Regions from separate parts of the Homo sapiens genome. Here region 1 is linked to region 2. Evidence: read pairs that join two places in POLR2A ChIA-PET (ENCODE). Cell type or tissue: PC-3. All regions are shown on one strand.

What was found. Peaks named below come from ENCODE experiments on the same cell type or tissue, not always from the same donor. Only the 100,000 strongest peaks of a DNase experiment are listed, where the experiment ranks them.
Region 1: POLR2A ChIA-PET joins it to region 2 with 5 read pairs; 1 of 35 experiments calls an interaction of 5 or more read pairs at or near these places.

Annotation. Positions count from the first base shown.
Region 1 is chr20:35,657,585-35,660,084 of GRCh38, reverse strand. All of the region lies in intron 1 of CPNE1 (copine 1), which reads left to right. It overlaps RBM12 (RNA binding motif protein 12), which reads left to right. Exons shown (of 3, transcript NM_006047.6): 2 at 1,071-1,155. Among named protein-coding and RNA genes, the nearest start is that of CPNE1, 6.1 kb to the left of the region's middle. In PC-3, no CTCF peak of the experiment used is centred here; no DNase peak of the experiment used is centred here.
Region 2 is chr20:35,813,912-35,816,411 of GRCh38, reverse strand. The region is part of intron 2 of PHF20 (PHD finger protein 20); the gene reads right to left. Among named protein-coding and RNA genes, the nearest start is that of PHF20, 43 kb to the right of the region's middle. In PC-3, no CTCF peak of the experiment used is centred here; a DNase peak (open chromatin) is centred at 1,071; H3K27ac peaks cover 389 bases.

The DNA of each region.
Region 1 (2,500 bases), 160 kb after region 2:
TGAGTAGTTGACTAGACGATGAATAGTTTGTCCTTTAGAAAATCACACAGATTTTTGAAATATGTTTTACTTTTTGGCGATGAATATTAAGGTCATTAGTTGTATTTTGGTCTTGGAAGATACTAATTTAAGATGAGCATCATTTGGAAAAGTAGTCGTAGGTAATCTTAATACTGAACAGTGGCAAATTTCTTCTCTCTCCGAATTAAAACATGACCTTTGAAAAAAAATAAAAAGCAAAAAATGACCTTTGAATATAGTTGTCTAGACATTTGGTCATATATGCTTGTGACTTGTTAATAACCTCACCAGTTTGGAAGAAATGACAGTGAAAGATGAGTGACCTGTTTTTATTTTGGGATATACTCTTAATATGTCAGGCATTTTTAGGGTGTTTTTAAATTTTATTTTATTTTATTTATTTAAATTTTACAAGTTTTTGAGAACTGTTGTGATGTCAGAGGAAAAAACACTTTCCCTTAATATTTTGTTAATATTTTGAGCTCCAGTGGAATTAGTCCTTATAGCAAGAACTCATACTTCATTTGTTTTGTGATGTTGGATGCTATTTTGTGCAAAATAAAATATATTGAAAGAATAATTGCAGTAATTTCCATGAGTACCCTTGAATTGCTATCTTAAGTTGTCCAAGAATTGTTATTGTGCGAACTTGTGCCTTTTCATCACAAATTTGGTGAGAACCTGGGGAAATAGACTTGTGTTACGGAGTTTTCTGGACTGGTTTAATTATAAAGTGATCAAAGCAATTAGCTGTGAAGCTGAGCTTTATGACTGTTTTAATTTTCAGTGGATTCGTTATTGGGCTAAGTTAATGACACTCTTGTAAATATATAATTATTTTGAGATACTCAAATTTGAAAGCAATACCAACTAAAAAGCATGTGTGGGATTTTGTTACGGTGTCTTTCTTTTTTTTTTTTTTTTTGATATGCATTCTAATGAAGTACTCTGGTGGTTTCAGACTCGCCTTCGTAATGTACAGTGTGGCCTGTGCGTGTTGTTTTGTGTTTCCTGCATTGATTTTTGCCTCCGTTTATTCTCTATTGCAGTCTAAAAGTTGGTTTTAATTGGTTGCCCACAGGATTGACTTGGCCTCTACTTCTTGTTAAGGAAATTCATCTCTTGTTTTATCAGGTAAGAGATTTTGAATAGAGAGTTCGTTTTTATACAAAATAAAATGAGATAGCTTATTAAGAAATATGAAAATATATGTAGCAACTATATTGTGTGTGTGTGTGTGTGTGTGTGTGTGTGTGTGTGTTTTTGTTTGCTTGTTTTTTGTTTTGAGACGGAGTCTTGCTCAGTTGCCCAGGCTAGACTCTGTTGCCCAGGCTGGAGTGCAGTGGTGCCATCTCGGCTCACTGCAACCTCCGCCTCCCGGGTTCAAGCACTTCTCTGCCTCAGCCTCCCGAATAGCTGGGATTACAGGCGCCTGCCACCATACCCGGCTAATTTTTTTGTATTTTTAGTAGAGATGGGGTTTTATCCTCTTGGCCAGGCTGGTCTTGAACTCCTGACCTTGTGATCCACCTGCCTTAGCCTCCCAAAGTGCTGGGATTACAGGCATGAGCCGCCACCCAGGCCGGTGTGGTTTTTTACAAGTTTATCTGAGGGATAGGGGTGGGGTAGATGGGTGCTTTGAACAGTTGTTCCTTTGGGGGTCAATTTCATTTATATGGATCTATTTATCTTGTGATTTTCCTGATAGGCAGTAAGTTTTATTCCTTAGTAGCATTTTAGACTAATTACAAATACAGATGCTTGTTATTGATATGTTTATTTATATTTCCTAAGAGTTTAAGTATAGATAATGGGTCACATGTTTTAGAGTACAAATTTTAGACTTTAAATGGAACCTTAGCAAGTGGAATCTAACCCTCTTGTTTAAGTAACTAAGATAGGCCCAAGTTAGGTTGAAATGACTTAGCTGTCAAACAGTTACTTAGTAACAGAAAAGCAGATACTTTTTTAAATTTTTTTTTAAATTTTTATTTGTTTTATTTATTTATTTCTTTTTGAGACAGAGTTTCGCTCTTGTTGCCCAGGCTGGAGTGCAGTGGCGTGATCTCTGCCTCCCGGGTTCAAGTGATTCTTCTGCCTCAGCCTCCCTAGTAGCTGGGATTACAGGCACCTGCCACCATGCCCAGCTAATTTTTTGTGTTTTTAGTAGAGACGGGGTTTCACCTTGTTGGCCAGGCTGGTCTTGAACTCCTGACCTCGGGTGATCCACCCACCTCATCCTCCCAAAGTGCTGGGGTTACAGGTGTGAGCCACCGCACCTGGCTGCGGATATTATTTCATATTTTTTGGAAGCTAGAAACAATTTTTCTCATCAGATGGCTTTATGAATAAATCTTGTATTCCACTTTGGTTTAATATTCAGCCCTTTCCAGCTGGTAATCTGAGGCAGATTTTCAATAGCATATTCTCATGTGTACCTTGTACAAACTTTCAGTAAATCCCTGCTCTTAACAGAAAA
Region 2 (2,500 bases):
TGAGTAAGATATACATTTTTCAAATGTCAAAAAATCCTTAAAATTCACTCAGTATACTTGTTAATAGTAATATTGATATTGTAACTTTAAAACTATTTCACATATAACACAGAATAAGGCAAGTAGGTTAAAGTATGATTAGGAACAAAGATTTTCGGGCCGGGTGCAGTGGCTCACGCCTGTAATCCCAGAACTTTGGGAGGCTGAGGTAAGTGGATCACGAGGTCAAGAGATCGAGACCATCCTGGCCAACGTGGTAAAACCCCACCTCCACTAAAAATACAAAAATCGGCTGGGCATGGTGGCGCGTGCCTGTAGTTCCAGCTACTCAGGAGACTGAGGCAGGAGAATCACTTGAACCCCGGAGATGGAGGTTGCTGTGAGCTGAGATCCAGCCCCTGCAGTCTAGTCTGGGGGACTGAGCGGGTCTCCATCTCAAAAATAAACAAATATATAAATGCCTTTTGTCAATTATATCTCAATAAAGCTGGAGGGGGAATATATATGTATTTCCAAAACGATTTTGCTTGTTTGTTTGTTTTTTTGAGACAGAGTCTCAACTGCAATCTTGGCTCACTACAACTTCTGCCTTCTGGGCTCAGGTGATCCTCTTACCTAGGCCTCCCAAGTAGCTGGAATTACAGGCATGCCAGGCGCGGTGGCTGACGCCTGTAATCCCAGCACTTTGGGAGGCTGAGGCGGGTGGAACACGAGGTCAGGAGACCGAGACCATCCTGGCTAACACAGTGAAACCCTGCCTCTACTAAAAATACAAAAAATTAGCCAGGCATGGTGGCATGCGCCTGTAGTCCCAGCTACTCAGGAGACTGAGGCAGGAGAATCACCTGAACCAGGGAGGTGGAGGTTGCAGTGAGCTGAGATCACTCGCGCTACACTCCAGCCTGGGAGACACACAGCAAGACTCTGCCTCAAAAAAAAAAGAATAAAAGAATTACAGGCACATGCCACAATGTCCAGCTAATTTTTTGTATTTTAAGTAGAGACATGGATTCGTCATAATGGCCAGGCTGGTCTCCAACTCCTGACCTCAAGTGATCTGCCCACCTCAGCCTCTCAAAGTGCCCAGATTACAAGCATGAGTCACCGTGTCTGGCCATATTTTGAGTTTCATTTAGCATAGTTACACCATGCATATTCTATGTTAGTTCTTTTTGTTTCATCTATTTATTTACTTATTTATTTATAATTTTTCGGGGGACAGAGTCTCCCTCTGTCACCCAGGATGGAGTCCAGTGTCGCAATCTCAGCTCACTGCAACCTCTGCCTCCTTTGGCTCAAGCAATTTTCCTGCCTCAACCTCCCGAGTAGCTGGAATTACAGGCACCTGCCACCACACCCGGCTAATTTTTGTATTTTTAGTAGAGACGGGGTTTCATCATGTTGGCCAGTTTGGTCTCAAACTCCTGACCTCAGGTGATCCGCCCACCTTAGCCTCCCAAAGTGCTGGGAATACAGGCTTGAGCTACTATGCATGGCCTATTTATTTATTTATTTATTTTATTTTTTTTTTTTTTTTTTGAGACGGAGTCTCGCTCTGTCGCCCAGGCTGGAGTGCAGTGGCGGGATCTCGGCTCATTGCAAGCTCCGCCTCCCGGGTTCACGCCATTCTCCTGCCTCAGCCTCCCAAGTAGCTGGGACTACAGGCACCCGCCACTACGCCTGGCTAATTTTTTGTATTTTTAGTAGAGACGGGGTTTCACCGTTTTAGCCGGGATGGTCTCGATCTCCTGACCTCGTGATCCACCTGCCTCGGCCTCCCAAAGTGCTGGGATTACAGGCGTGAGCCACCGCGCCCGGCCTATTTATTTATTTTTGAGACAGTGTCTTACTCTGTTACCCAGGCCTGATATTTCCAACTTAAATTTAATATTATAGGCCGGGCGCAGCGGTTCACGCCTGTAATCCCAGCACCGTGAGAGGCCAAGGCAGGCGGATCACTTGAGGTCAGGAGTTCGAGACCAGCCTGGCCAAGAGGGTGAAACCCCATCTCTACTAAAAATACAAAATTAGCCAGGCATGGTGGCATGCGCCTGTAGTCCCAGCTACTTGGGAGGCTGAGGCAGGAGAATTGCTTGAACTAGGGAGGCAGAGGTTGCAGTGAGCCGAGATCGTACCACTGCACTCCAGCCTGGGAGACAGACCAAGACTATCTCAAAAAAATAAATAAATAAATTGGAAGTATCAAAGTGAACTCACATTTTTTCAAAAAATAGATTTCTTACCCCCATCTACTAAAAAGTTGTTTAAGACAATGACATCCTAGCAGCAATAAACACACCCAGTGCCCAGAGCTAAATTTCTTTTTTTAAAAACCAATGTTTTATTTTATTTATTTATTTATTTATTTTATTTAGAGATAGAGTCTTATTCTTATCACCCAAGCAGTGGTGTGATCATAGCTAACTGCAGCCTCAACCTCAGAGGTCAATTTCCTTTTTTTTTTTTTTTTTTTTTTTTCTGAGACGGAGTCTCACTCTGT